2 separate regions of the Homo sapiens genome follow, and region 2 is linked to region 1. Evidence: chromatin contacts called from ENCODE Hi-C or POLR2A ChIA-PET data. All regions are on one chromosome and are shown on one strand. Each heading gives the region's core, a stretch centred on a gene start or an enhancer-like site at or near the end of the contact. The rest is flanking DNA. Distances are from core to core; before and after follow the strand shown.

The links. A loop is a pair of places that touch in the nucleus more often than their neighbours do. ChIA-PET counts read pairs that join two places held with the same protein, here RNA polymerase II (POLR2A). Pooled maps may share reads with other maps.
Region 2: a loop to region 1 is called in a map of B cell, with 23 times the contacts of the local background. The contact joins the promoter of MED23 here to the promoter of TBPL1 in region 1. A Hi-C loop is called at or near these places in 2 of 168 maps with a recorded cell type or tissue (B cell and naive thymus-derived CD4-positive, alpha-beta T cell), 5 of 37 single-sample maps with no recorded cell type and 16 of 50 pooled maps. POLR2A ChIA-PET finds 5 or more read pairs at or near these places in 1 of 52 experiments (activated B cell).

Annotation. Positions count from the first base shown.
Region 1 is chr6:133,951,695-133,958,729 of GRCh38, forward strand. TBPL1 (TATA-box binding protein like 1) reads left to right here and starts at 1,530. Exons shown (of 7, transcript NM_004865.4): 1 at 1,530-1,731. It overlaps LOC128092253 (umcharacterized LOC128092253), which reads left to right and starts at 1,610. Exons shown (of 2, transcript NM_001414965.1): 1 at 1,610-1,731. The coding sequence starts at 1,610. RefSeq lists a silencer at 528-637.
Region 2 is chr6:131,625,286-131,633,189 of GRCh38, forward strand. It overlaps MED23 (mediator complex subunit 23), which reads right to left and starts at 2,957. Exons shown (of 29, transcript NM_004830.4): 1 at 2,726-2,957; 2 at 2,356-2,387; 3 at 2,111-2,198. The coding sequence starts at 2,764. RefSeq lists enhancers at 2,597-2,646, 2,777-2,946.

The DNA.
Region 1 (7,035 bases), core at 280-2,779:
CCCAACTATAATCACTATCCCTTGAAAAATAAATTAGTACAGAAATGAAAACAAACTCCATCATTCTACGGAGCTTTCAAATGCTCGAATATGTTTCTGAACACTCAGAGGGGAAAGCAAAAAATCAAGAGGCATCCTTGGAGATCTCGTAAATAATAAAATACCTAAATGGTTGCCTACTGTCAAAACCCCAAGAATTCAGCCCACGTCTTCTCTTTTAAAAAGGCAGTGGCATTTTCATTTTTTTCATCTGATTCCCACCAATCAGAGGCCAGGTACCCATGAACCCGGCTCGGCGTGGTCTTTTAATAATTAAATCAGGGCTGCCATTGACCTCAACTAACGCCAGGGGCTTCTGACTGCAGCCGAGCTCTGGTGGAAAGGCCGATGCCGGCCTGAGAGTGGGAAACGTGGGGCCGGGAGCCGGGGGCTTCCGCGCGGCGTGGCGTGGCGTGGCGTGGCGTGGCGCCCTCAGGGCCGTTACGCGATTTTCGCTCCCGCGGGCAGCGCCTCTCAGGCCACTCCCGAGGGACCCCGAGGACGCACTCGGGCCCCAGGGCGACGGTTCAAACGGGCCATTGTGCGCCCCCGGGGTCCCCCGGCCCCTGCAGGGCTACTTGGGCGCAGAGCCGCGGAGGGTCTCCGTTCCTAGAGGTCCTCCTATCCCGGGCTGCCTGAGTCCTCGCCAGCATCCGCCCTCTCCCACTCCCATCCTTCCTGGATCCGCCTCTCGGTTCCCGAGGGACAGTCCCGACCGCAAACCCACGTAGAGTAAGGAATGTGGGACAGGCGACAGAAGTGGCATACGGTCCTGCGTTATCCCTCCGTCTCGCCACACCTTGTGTCTCCATCTCTCCCCACTTCCTTCCCTCCGTCTGTCATCTGTCATCCCCGGTCGCTCTAAGACCAGGATTCCAATTCGCCTAGTGAGGAATCTCACTAGGGGAATTTATCGCGACATCATAAATTAACGGGTTCATTTTGACTGAAAAAGCGAAGGACTTTTTTCAGGCAGAAAACAAGTCTCGTCTGGACGGTAAGGACTAGCTTTAGCAATTATATAATGGGGGGTGGGGAGGACCTTTTGTATAAATTTAATGAGCTGATGAGAAAGTTCTACGGTTTTGACAAAAAAGTCCACCTAAATATTCGACTGTATGCCAGAAATTACTACACGTTTAGATATCAACTAAAAATATACAAAGGATACACGGTGTTTTCAGAACCCTTTCAAGCGGTTCTTAAACAAAAAAGTCTAGTCCGATGCCCATTAGCGCCGCCCCCATCCCACCTCTTACCTCCCACCGAGCCCAGCGGGTGGGCAGGAGGGGCCTGATTTGGGGACCAGGAAGGAGGAAGGAAGGGTGGGGGCGGGGGACGGGGAAAGTGACGGGAGCAGTGAGAGCCGGAAATGAGTGGCTAGCGAGGCACCCAGGAGCGCCCTGTCCGGCGGCGCTCTAGCCCTCGCGCACTGTCTCTATGCTCCCCAGCGTCTAGTCTATTTATTGTCGCGGGGAAGCTGCGGCCGCCTCGCACCCGGAACAACAAAGCAAGGAAGACGGAGTCCGAGCCTCGGGGGCTCCTAGCAACGGGCCGGGGCGGGAGTTCCATGGAGACTGGGGAGCGCGCCCGTCTCATCCTCATCCTTGTCCTCCAGCTTCTCCTTCGCATCCGACGCAACCGGCAGCAGCGCTGCCGCCGCGTCCTCAGCCACCGCTCCCTCTTCCCACGGTAACCCCCTAGGCGACCCTGGGCACAGGGAGCGCGGGCGGCTGAGCGGCCTGAGCACCGGGTGCGGGGCGTCTGGGCGCGGGGTGGGCATGTGCGGAGCCCGGGCCAGACTTGGGGTGGGATGTGTGGGGGCGGGCGACTGGAGGGCAGCCGCTGAGGTGGGGGAAACCGGTCCGGTGGCCGAGGGAGGGCTCAGTTCTGAAGAGGACCGGGCGATATTTGGGGATCTCTTTAGGGATAACGGGTTGGGGGTGGGGCGTCCGTACCTGGGAGCGTTACCGAGCCTGGTGTAGGATAAGAAAAGAAGGGTTATCTTTCGTTTAAGCCACCACTGGGAAAGACGGGGAAAAGAGATTCCTCATCTGTCTCGGAGCCATCACCCAGGGGAAGAGGGACCGTGCAAAGATGCTAGGGGTCCGTTGCTTCTCAGAAAACTTACAGCGGCTTCTCTAATAGCTCCCAAAAAGCGGCTTCGTCGGTTTCTGATTCTGGCAATGCCGGCAGCCTCGCTTTATTTTATTATTATTTTTGACCAAAATTAGGATTGATGGAGAAGGATCTAGAACTGAAGAAGAGAAAATGAATTGTGGGTAGGGCTAAGCAGGGATGAGAGTCGGGATAAGTGATAAAAATAGCCAATAAAAGCCCTAAAAGTAAATCTAATAGGGCATGAGGGCTTAAAAAGAAAATCTCTCCTGCCGAGATGTGCATCTGCAGGCTCTGTCAATGTGCTCATTGCAATAAGACTCAAACTGCAGTCAATCCACATCTGTGAGCTCTCTGACTGCATCTGTCACCTGCAGTTCCAAAGCGACACTGGCAGTAAGTGCATGAGCTTCTGTATTTAGGGTTTAGAACAGTGCCTTAAAACTGTGACTTAAGAAAAGGGAGCAGGTTTGCGTGTGTGTGTGTAAGCAATGTGGATTCTCTGGGAAAATATAAAAAGAGACATAAGAAGGTTCAGCCATCCTGGCATAATTTCGCAGTCTCTTTGAGAAAATGGCAGTTCCTTCCTATTGAGAAGTGACTGTTAGCACTATCTGGTTGAAAGGATTATTCACAGTTTGGTATGCCCAGTGAAATATCAGTTTATGTTACCTCTTTAGTCTTACATCACAAGCTGCTTAATGGTTTTATACTTTACAAAATCATTTTGGGTGAGTAAATGAGGTTTTCCTGTAGCACAATGAAAAGGCCACATATACATACAAAGTTCTTTATGTAAAGTTGAAGATTAAAGATGAAAATAAAATTGATAAATCATAGGAGCAATTAGGTCAACCACAGCTTCTGTTTGTTCCCCACCCCTTTTGTTAAACCTGACTTCTCCTAAGCAAAAAGGTGTCATCCTTTCCCCAGCCTCCTCTTTACGTACCCTCTGCCCTCAAAATCAGTATCAGAAACTCTAGTGACCTATTACTATGTGCCCTTGATTGGGCTGGCTTGTTCCTGAATGAGGGCTAGCCAGAATATAGCTTCAACTCAGGCGTTTTCATCTTAAGCTTTTAATATGGAATTGAGGTCCAGTGTCTGTTAAAGGAATTTCATTCATGTGTAAAGAAGTGGACAGGATGCAAAGTGTGAACATTGGGAAACTTAAGTTGCATTTTAAGACATTAAGAAGAAAAAGATAGATTAATGAATCAAAGACTGTTGCTTAATCTTTGTAGCAGTTCTGTGAAGGATATACTGGGATAGCCATACTTGAGGCTGTGGATGTTGAGTCCTGGGGTTATCTTTGTGCATATGAGACTTGACGAAGTGTCCCTCAACCTCAGGGCTGCCATCAGACTCACTTGACCCAGATCTAGTTTGCCGTTGTCTGTCTCTTCATTGTTTGAGTGAGGGTCAAGCCCTAGCTTCCACCTTTATTAACAATGCAGTGTCTGCTTTCCCTGCTCTCCTCCGCCCCAATACTCCCAACTTTGGTGGTAGTTTAGTTACTGTCTTTTCTTAATCATGTCCCAATCAAAAATGATTTTTTATGCTGTATCATTTCCGTTTCTTACAGCATTTTCAACATGTGTCCTTCGCCTGCATGTGCATTTCATTAATGTGATTTTATCTGTTGCATTTTCCTTCTGTACCCTCCTCTTTATTTGGAAAATTGGAGTGGTCATGTTAGATGTTCTGTATTCATTCTGAGTAACTGTTGGTTGTGAATACAACAGGTTAAGAGCCTCTGCTGAAACTCAAGAGCTTCTATTAAAATAAGGTATATTAAAATTTTTGAACTTAGCAGAATGAAAGACGTTAGAAGTCCAAATGGTAATACTGTAATTGTAGACGGTCACTTTTTAAAAAAGTATTGTAGAGCCTGTTCTGTGTTTTAAATTGAACCTTAGATTTTCATGATTCTTATTCTAAAAAAATTATTCTTAAAATCAATCTTGACTGAAATTATATTCTGCCAAATTTGAGGGAACTACTTATAGTAATTTCCCCAAGTTATTCTTAACATAGAAAATTGTCACATCAGCATTTGTGTGGATGAACACATATAAAATGCAGAATTTGCTATGAAGTAGAACAAATATTTATGAAACATATAGCTGAATGTTTTTGGAGAGAGTTATTTCTTCTCATGGACATGGCACATTATTTAAAAAAATCAGAAAATACTGTATAATCTAGTTGAGTGAACATGAGGACTGTTTTTAGATGAAGGATACCAGTAATAACCTAGGTGATTGATTTCCTTCTGTTTCATCATAGACCATGTGATGAAATTATTGCTATAAAATATGAACGTTGCAGTTGATTTTTAGAAGAATTTATAGTAGAATGTTTCCACATTGTCTCTGAGTTAAAATCTCTGGTGTTTTCAAATTTTAGCTGTATTGTGACATTCGAACTAATAAAGATTCCCTGAAACTTAAATCCATTTTGTTGTGCCTTCTGTATGTCTGGTGCCGTGTCAGGTGTGCAAAGCTGGATGAGAGAGGTATTTCCCTTCAGGTGCTTTTTGTGCACTTGTAGGTAGCAGAGAAATGACATGTGTGTAATAAAACATGACAGACACAAATATGAATTTTAAATTCTTTATTACATACTGCCTGGTACTGTCACTATTGGTGAATGGACTTCATCATGCCTGCTAAACTAGAAGTTTCTTGAGGATCAGGAGTATGAGTAGCCATCATCATATTGTATGTCCCTGCCCTGTGTGTGTATTTTGAAGATTACGTTGTTAATAGAAGGAGATACATGTTTGTTTATTTCACTTCAAGAGCTTAGCTAGTGGATGAAGGAAACCTTTTTGAAATCTGATTCTTGATGCCTAAAATTTCAACTTTGTATTCTGGCTGTGGGCATGCAAATTACAAGCAGTGACACTTTCTCAAGCATGATTACAGCTTCTAACCAATTCAAACAATAAAGATAATGGTGGACTGCCTTCACTTGAGTAGACACGATATTTGCTCTTGTCACATGACTACCACTTTGGGAAATTTCAAAAGGATGAGAGACTGTATACGTATCTGAGGTTTTTCCAGGCTACATAGACAAATTTGATTTTTGTATTATTAACCAGTCAATCTTTTCTTTAGAAGACAGATGGAGTTTGTGTATTTGTGTAGTTGTGAAAAAGCAAGATTCTGGAAGTATGTCTTTAGTGGAAAGGAATCAGGTCACATCAGAAATTCTACTTGTCTGTGACTAAAGGGTGATAAAATAGAGAATTTGGTTTAAATGGCTGGTTTTGTGGGTTGAAGCATGCTATGGATCCCATTAAATGTTTTTAAAAAAAAACTCAATAGGGTGATTTCTGGGGTAGTGGAGATGTGCCTTTGTGTGGGAGTCAATAATGAAAATGTTTAAAATTTCACCAAAAAGTACAGCACAGAAGTTTGGCTGTTGGTTACTTTCACCATCCATTAATAAAAAATACTGAAAACCAGACGGTGTGTTAAGGACAGAGTTTTCTTAGGACATATGTGGATGATTTCAGCATTGAATTGTGCTTAGCACAAGATAGACATCTGTGTGTAGACATTGGCCCATGGTATGTTTTTGTTTTTTAACTCACTAGGTGAGAACTTAAGTCTTACTTAAAAGCAGTAAAAAAATTTGTTTCCATTAATAAAATGGTTCCAAAGAATCAGGTGTTAACGTTCCCGCTCCTGATAAATTACAAGTATTTTCACTGTGAGACAGAAGAGTTTTGATCAGAATCAGTTACGTTTTCTTGAGATTGGGATTGGTACAACACTTAAAGAGTACGGACTCTGGATGCAGGCAGCCTGTGTTCAGCATCATGGCTGTGCTTTTAATTAATGGCATGGCCTTAAATATTAAATAGCTTTCTCACTGCCCTGAGCCCCAGTTTCCTCATCTGTACTAGGGAGTTAATACTACTACTACGTTACAGGGTTGCTGTGAGAATTAGCATAAAGCACTTAGAACTTTAGTTAAAAGCTTTAAAAAGTATTAGCAGGTGCTAGTAGCAGTGGCACTGGATATTATTTTAAAGGTGAACTGTTGGACCACTTGGATGCTTTGTTTCTTTGGTTGGGAGGCTTTCTACTAGAGCATTGAAATTCTTTCTTTCTTTCTGTTCACTGACTATTGGACTCATCTCTGCTGTTAGGCTTTAGGAGGGGGAAGTACTTTTTTTAAGTTTTGAATTGTCACACAGGCATCTGGTTATCACTGATGGCAGATGGACTAAGTAAAGAGAGACATCTCTGTTTCTTGGAAAAGGAAGGCCGACAAAGCCTGGGCTGGCACCATGTTGCAGCTATTGAAATACTATTTCCCTGTGGACTTGACTTGTTTAGCTGTATGATACTTCTGAATAAAAGGAATAAACCCCAATGGTTTCATTTAACAGAATTAGGCTTTCGTTAGAAGGCACTATTTTTTACTTGTATAACCTTAGTTGATGGTAAACTTGAAGCTTGTTAGTATCAGTGTAAAGCCATGTGTTGTGAGCTTTCTGTGCCACTATGAATGTTCTAATAGTAGCTTTTTTTTGTAATTTTAGAAGTAGCTAAAATTGCTGCTCTGCCCCAGTAATTCAGGTGGCTCAAGAATGACTTCGTAGGATAGCAAAATTATTTGTTTATGGTAAAGCTAAAAACAAATACTGAAGCTACCTAATCAGGAAAATAATTTGATAATTATAGTTTTGTTTAGGCTGCTGCTGAAATAATAGCTAACTTTAAAAAGTTAAGTCCAAATGTTTTAGTTTAGTTGTGTGGACATTGGAAACTGCTGACTAAAAATAAATGTTTCTGCCTAAACAAAGTGAATTGCAGACTGTTCTTTCCTATTCTGGCTAATAACCAGGTCTTAGTTTTT
Region 2 (7,904 bases), core at 1,707-4,206, 2.3 Mb before region 1:
CACAGATTGTTGTAAGGCATTGTAAACAGTGCCCTTTATGGCATATATAAATATTACTGTCACTGGGGGTAAAATTCATTATGGATCAGTATGTATCAGGCTTAGGAGAATTAGGTGTGAATCCAATCCCTAAGATCCCAAACAAGAGCCCATTATGAATCCAATGACATGTCACATTTCTAGACTGGCAAAACTTTAAATACGATGTCAAAATGTTGTGCCCGTATCAAAGTTTGTCTTCTAGGATTATCTCCAAAAAGAGCCTATAATGTTCTGCTTCTCTCCACAACCACTGTTCTCATACATACTTCTATTGTGGCACATATAACAATGATTTGGAAATACCTATTTTCTTCCTGGTCTCTCCATTAGAGGGCCACATCATAATTCATAAAGTGTTTAATGAATTTTTTTTTAAATTTTGGAAAGATATTCAACATCACTGAGAGAAATGCAAAATAAAATTATACTGAGATAAAATTTCTCATGTTTTTGATTGGCAAAGATCAAAAAGCTTAACACTCTATTGTGAGGTTATAAGAAAAAGATACTCTCAGCCGGGCGCGGTGGCTCATGCCTGTAATCCCAGCACTTTGGGAGGCCGAGGTGGGCAGATCATGAGGTCGGGAGATCGAGACCAACCTGGCTAACACGATGAAACCCCGTCTCTACTAAAAATACAAAAAATGAGCCGGGCGTGATAGCAGGTGCCTGTAGTCCCAGCTACTCGGGAGGCTGAGGCAGGAGAACGGCGTGAACCCGAGAGGCAGAGGTTGCAGTGAGCCAAGATCACGCCACTGCACTCTAGCCTGGGCGACAGAGTGAGACTCTGTCTCCAAAAAAAAAAAAAAAAAAGAAAAGAAAAAGATAATCTCAAACACTGCTGGTGGAAGCATAAACTAGTATAACCCTTATGGAAAATTTAATAATTTCTATAAAAATTACAAACTGATAAGGCTTTTGACTCAGCAATACTATTTCTAGGAATTTATCCTATTTTTCATGCATAATATTATTCATCACAGCATTGGTTAAATTAGAAAAAGTAAGAAGAAACTTAGAAGACAGTAGAAGATTGGTTAAAAGGAGGAAGGTACAGCCATACAATGGAATATTATGCTGCTATTTAAAAAAAAAAGTAAGAAAGGAAGGAACAAGTAACGCTTGGACTGATAGGGAATTACCTGTAGATTATTATTAGGAGAAAAAAAGTGCTAATTAATGAACAGTGTACATGGTATATGATCATGCTATAAAAGTGTTTCTATATGCATAAAATACTTCTAGAAGAAAACATAACCTGAGGATATTGGCTACAGACAGAAAAAATAACAGGTAAGAGAAGAGAAAGAGACTAGTTATTGGATCCACCCTTTTATACCTGTGCATTTTGAACCATATAAATGTATTACCTATTAGAAAACAACTAAACAAAAAGGTTAAAACATGACTGTATTGGCATTATATGATCCATGTCTGAGTGGCAAATCTTATCACCAGTGGCTGACACGCAAACAGTTCTCATTTCCCTACCTATAGTGTACCATGAGAAGGTAAGGCACTACTGCAATGTGAGCTCTTCGAGGATGACACATTTTTGTCTTTTTCACGGATACATTTTCTGGTAGCTGTTCTTTGTTACTTTTACAGTTTGTCTCCTCATTTTTACTATAATATTTTCCTATCCTTATTATAGAATCTTGGTATTCCTATTGTAGCATCTTTGTATCAATGCTGTGCCAATTCCTTTATTTAGCAGAAAAATGGAATTTGTATCCTTGACAAGTAAAGCTTAACATATCTGTTTTCAAGTGTACCAAATAAATCCGAATAGGATGAAAATGATCTCAATTAATCTAACATAGGGGAGGTTTTTTTTTTTAAACATCTCACACTGTGCAGTATCAACTTGACTTCTCAACACAGGTTTTCCACTGAAATATACAAATTAAAACAAATGGAAGCCAGAATAAAAAATGATAACAATTTTATTTCTCCCTTCTCAGGAAGATCTTAAGAGCAGCATGAAAGTAAATGTTAAAAGAAAAAAAAAAAAAAAAAGAAGAGGCCAAAAATCATCAGCTGAATGTATTAAAAATGAAGCGCTCACCTGAGAAAGACCACCCCAAAACTGTCTGAAGGCCCCCAAACAGCTAATTAGTTTTGTTTTCTCATCTTCAGGAGTATCCATAAACATGCTAAAAAAATAAAAATTACATTATTTGTCATTCGTTTTAAAAAGGTAATTACACACAATCAGAATAGTGGATCTTATAACCTTCCAACACGAAACTAAGTAAAATCTGACAGACACAATCACATAAAAACACAAAACTCTGCCACGCATACACTCACCCAGGAAAAGCCTCTTCTATAACTTCCGTTTTCTGTAAAAAAAAAAAAAACAAAATGTAAACAATGTTAATTTTAAAAAGGCGCCTCCCTTAGCCAAGTATTACAATGTAACACAGGGCAAGTCACCTTAATCAGCTCTGAAACTATCAATACCTGTCTGGCCTGTCACTGTATCGATTTCAAAGGATACAATGAACTTGACAGCAGTTTGAGAATCACTAAACTTCCCCGCATACAACCTCGGTGTCAAAACAAGGGAATAAAAAGGGAGGCGTGAGAGGAGGTTGCCCAGGCCAGTTTCCTTGGTCGGCTGCCCCCGCGTCTCCCCGTCCCCAAGCCGTAGTCCTGGATGGCCGGCAGCTGCACTCACCACCACCTCTTCGAAAATGCTCTGCAGTTGCGTCTCCATCTGTACTATCACCCCCGCCTTTCCAGGGTGCCCGGCAAGGCCCGGATCAGACTCGAGCTCTGGGAATATAGGGGCAGAGGGGCGGAGACCTCTGGAGGAAACCGTAGCTCCTCGGCGTCGCTTCCTCCCCCAGCGCTTTACCTGGAGCGTTCCCTCCCGAGCCCAGCCAACAGCAGGAACCTGTACGGAAGACGGGAAGGGCCCGGTACGCGCCGTTTGCAAACCCCGCAGAAACCAGCGGCGCCACCAGAAGGTTCCGTCTGTGGAGAAGGGCGGCCCGCAAGCCGGACGAGAGCGCCCCCAAACGGAACCTTGAGCCCAAGGACCCCGGAGGCATCGTCGACCGCAGGCCGCCACCTCCCGGCTGGAGAAGGAGTTGCTTCCTGTTCGGGGCTAACCCGCTTGCAGACTGAGAAATGAAAAGTTTGGAACCCAGAAGCTGCAGCCTGCGGAAAATGCTGGAGCCGCAGCCGACACCAAGTTGATGTCTGTGAGCAGCTGACCTTCTGGACCTCCATCAGCGGCCTGCAGCCAGGAGCTGAAGCCACAGAGACGGTGTCTTCTCAGCTATGATAACCTCAGTGCAAATGTAATTGATTGACTTTTGAATGCCAAACCAATTTTGCTTCTATGGTATAAATGCTACTTGGTCATAATATATTATCCTTTTTAATATATTGCTAGATTCTATTTGCTATTATATTGTTGAGAGTATGTGTTTTTCTTCATATGCCACCATCATCACCAACCCCTAAAACATCTGTTATGTCTTGAATGATCAGCTTTCTTTGCCTCATAAAGAAAATTGTTGATGAGAGTCATAGACATCCAAAGGCCTTTCACTTCTTTGACGGTTGTGAAATGCCACAAACTGCTAAGCATGAACTACTCCTTTGTAGCTGCTAAGTGATGAGCTGATGACTCCCCATTCATGGTTTTGTTATACAAGTGTCTGACCTGGCATAAATTTAGTTTTCTAACAACTTTAATATGCACATGCAACCATGTTGTCCACACAATAGCTACTAAAAGCTGAAAAGAAATAATTCAGATTTCCTGCTGGAGAAAAACTTGAAAAGTTAGGCTTAGGGTATTGTTTGCTAGGGTTGCCATAACAAAATACCACAGACTGGGTGGCTTAAACAACAGAAATTTCTTTTCTTGTAATTCTGGAGGCTGGAAGTCTGAGGTTGAGGTTGATAGGGTTAGTTTCTATAGAGGCCTCTGTCCTTGGCTTGTAGATGACCTTCTTCTCCTTGTGTCTTCACATGGTCTTCCCTTTGTACATGTCTGTGTCGTAATTTTCTCTTCCTAGAAGGACATCAGTCAGGTTAGGGCCCATGTATCTACTCTAAAGAGCTTTAGCTTAGTTGAAGACATAGACATTTTAAACCATAATAGAGTGTGATATGTGCAATACTAGTGATGCTAATAAAGTGCCAGGGAGAAAAGGAGGAAATACAAATTTTTCTACAGAAAGGAATTTAGAAAGATACCTAGGGGAGTTTGCTTAGATTGCTGTGAACAGCATACTATAAACTGGGGGGTAATTTGAGTCTGAGCAAACTGAAAGCTGAGAATTCAGGCTTCTTGTTCCATCCTTGTCCTATCAGGATTTAGAGTGGGGGACTAAAGAGCCAACTGGAAACTCTGAGCAGCTGGGCAGGGCTTATCAACTTTGAGCATCTTTATAGTGTGTTCTGGGGACATTGTTTCTTGGAGAATCCCCAAAGTTGGTATCATCAGGTCTTTCCCCTTAGGCTGGTCTGAATCACCAAGGAAGATACATCTAATCTCTTACAAGTGGGTAAAGTTCTGACTGGCTGCCAACCTTCTTGCAGCCAAAAGGAACAAGAAGCCTGATCTCTTACAAGTGGGTAAAGTTCTGACTGGCTGCCAACCTTCTTGCAGCCAAAAGGAACAAGAAGCCTGAGTTCTCAGCGTTCAGTTTGCTGAGACTCGAATCACCCCAGTTTATAGTATGCTATTCACAGCAGTCTGAGCAAACTCACGTAGATATCTTTCTAAATCCCTTTCTGTAGAAAAATTTGTATTTCTTCCTCTTTCCTCCTGGCACTTTATTAGCACTACTAGTATTGCACAGATTACACTATATTATGGTTTAAAATGTCTACTTCTTCAACTAGACTAAAGCTCTTTAGAGTAGATACAGAAATTAAACATGCCTGCATTTCCTAACACCTGGCATAAAGTCTGGTACTTGGTGGTGCTCAGTCATTATTCATTACTTTGGGTAGAATAAAAACATCTGAAGTGCCTTTATTTTATGGACAAGACTTCCTCTGAGGTAATAGCTATTTCTGGAATGCTGGATGTAGAGAAAGATTTGGAACACCTACAAAGTTATACCTAGTAAAGTTATTATAATTTATAACAGTTGGGTTCACTGGACATTTATGTATGTGGTAGCTTATACTTCTAATGTTATTTCTGAAACCGTTACAAAATTTATTCAGCAAGTGTTCATTGAATGTCTTCTAGGTGTTGGCCACTGTGCTAGACACTAGAACAAGACTGTAAGCTCAAACTGACCTAGTTCCTGCCACCACGGAGTTGACACGGCAGAGAGGAGTTTAAAGGTTTGGGGAAATAACTTGGTTCATGCCAGGTTTCAGAGATGTAAACAGTACGTGGCCTGTACCTTCTGCTTCATGGATGGGCACCGTGGGAGCACTGTGACACTGAGCTCTACCTCGGAGAGCCCAGGCAGCATGGTTGTTTTATAATGTCTCTTCTGGAGACATCTCTAGAATTTGAGTCATAAATGAGGCCCTCATGAGTACACTAAAAATGAGAAGAGCCTATGAAAACCTGGAAAATGTTTGGAAATCCAAAGATTTCTGAGTTTCAAAATGAACAAGAAAGGGCTCCTAGAAATCTAACACTACTAGGGAATATTTCTGTACTTGAGACAAAGTAAGAGAAACAGTCTTCCATGAACCAGAGACAACCTTAGGAATGCTGATCGTTCAGTAGAAAACAATTGCTACACCACAGGAGTCATCACATCAGGTTTCTCATCTCCAAATTGATTATAGATGTTCATTGTGCTGATCAGTAATGAGATTTTTACTTATTTAGTCAGAAAATATCTTTTCACACACATAGGTACTGGCAAACAGCGGTATCAAACTGTGACCATTGATTCTACTTTGCCATAGTCATTGTTTGGAGGACTAGAGCTGGGCTCTCTATTCCATGCTGGGTGTCTGCTTTGTCTCCTGGTGTGTACCATTGCCTCTCAGACCTGGTTTGGCACTGCTGACATCAGTCTCACCAAGACAGCCAGTTCTCAATTCAGCTTCAGTGTTGGATCTCCACTTGCTGAGGATTAGCTTCTGTCCTTCCTATACCAACTGCCTACCTGGTTAGCTTTCTGATTGCTTTGTGTGCTTGTCAATCTCCTTGTAGGTTTTTCTGCTTTTTCCTCATGACTGGCCCTCCCTGAAGTTAGTCACCTGCCCATCTATCTCTGGCATTATGTTATTATGTGAGGTCTCCCTTCCTTTGTGGACTCCTTCTTCCTTTTGCTGTTGGACCTGAGCCTAGCATCCGCCTCACCTCTACCACCCTCCTCAGTGCGATTAGTTTCTCTGGGCTCTCCCAGTCTAGCTTGTCCACCTATCACCCAAGATCTAGCACTGGAACCAGGAAGGGCAGGTTCCTGAGACAAAGAAGTTGATGTTGGCAGGCCCCTAGGGCTTTTCTGAGACAACAACAACCCATTTGTTGCCAGAATTCTGTGGACACTGAGACCTTCTGTAACATGAGGAATGTTTACGGTTTACATTGATGGGTGATGTAATGGTAGCTGCCTCTCAGAATGCAAGCGTTCTAAGCCATTAACTTACTTACAAATTACTCTGAACATTTTAATGTTCAGAGTAAAGTTTCAGAACCAAGAAGGTACAGGTTGTTCTGAAGTTGAAGAAGAAAAGAAGAGAAGGTACAGATTGTTCTAAAGTTAAAGAAGAAAAGAATAGGCAAACTTTCAAGGTCCAGTTAACTTAGAAAGTGTAGGTTCAGATTTAAGTGACACAGGCAGTCTATTCCAAAGTCTAACTTGCATGGAAGGTGTGGTTTTGGCTTGTGTCTATTGATCAGGTGAACTGTTAAGTTTCTTTCTTTCTTTTTTTCTTTCTTTTTTGAGATGATGGTCTTACTCTGCTGCTCATGCTGGAATGCAGTGGTGCCATCATAGCTCACTACAGCCCCAAACTCCTGGGCTCAAGCAATCCTCCCCATATTCTCCCACCTCAGCCTCCCGAGTAGCTAGGACTACAGGCATGCACCATAACTCCTGGATAATTTTTTATTTTTCATTTTTTGTAGAGACAGGGTCTCACTATGTTGCCCTGGTGGGTCTTAAACTGACATAAGTGATCCTCCTGCCTCAGCCTCCCAAAGTGCTGGGATTACAGGTGTGAGCCACTGCATCCAGCCAGGAATAAGTTTCTAGAACTTGAAAGACTCAAAAGAGGTTGGGGTTTAGAGTTCAGTTAGAGAAATTGTTATAGCCAAAAATATGGCTAGCAACTTGGCAATGCCAACCATCTTCACTATACCTACTTGTATTATACATAGGTAGATTCCTTGAGGTTTATTCATCTTAGGACCTGAAGGACTAGGATGTGTCCCTATTATCATATCCAAAATTTAGTGACTTAGAGATAATCTAATAATCTCTGATAATTCTTAAAAATGAAGAATTCAATGTCCAGAATCACTTAATTTGTAACACAGACAGTCACTTACAAGCTAAGCCTTTATCAGAGGCCCCCTGACTTCCCCACCTAGGATTTTTTTGTGTGTTTTTCAGGGTTGAAAGGGGATAGGGATATACTCACTATGTACCCACAATTTTTTTAATTAAAAAAAGAGAAAAGGGATGAGGGATGAGGATGAAGGAAGAGAGAAGTGAAATTCTGGCAGTGTAGAACATAAGGAATCACTTAGTAAAGATACAGAGTAAGAGTCAGTAGTATGTTGGTGATATGGTTAGGCTTTGTGTCCCCACCCAAATCTCATCTTGAATTGTAGTCTCCACATGTTGAGGGAGGGAAGTGATTGGATTCTGGGGGTGGTATCCCCCATACTGTTCTCATAATAGTGAATTTTC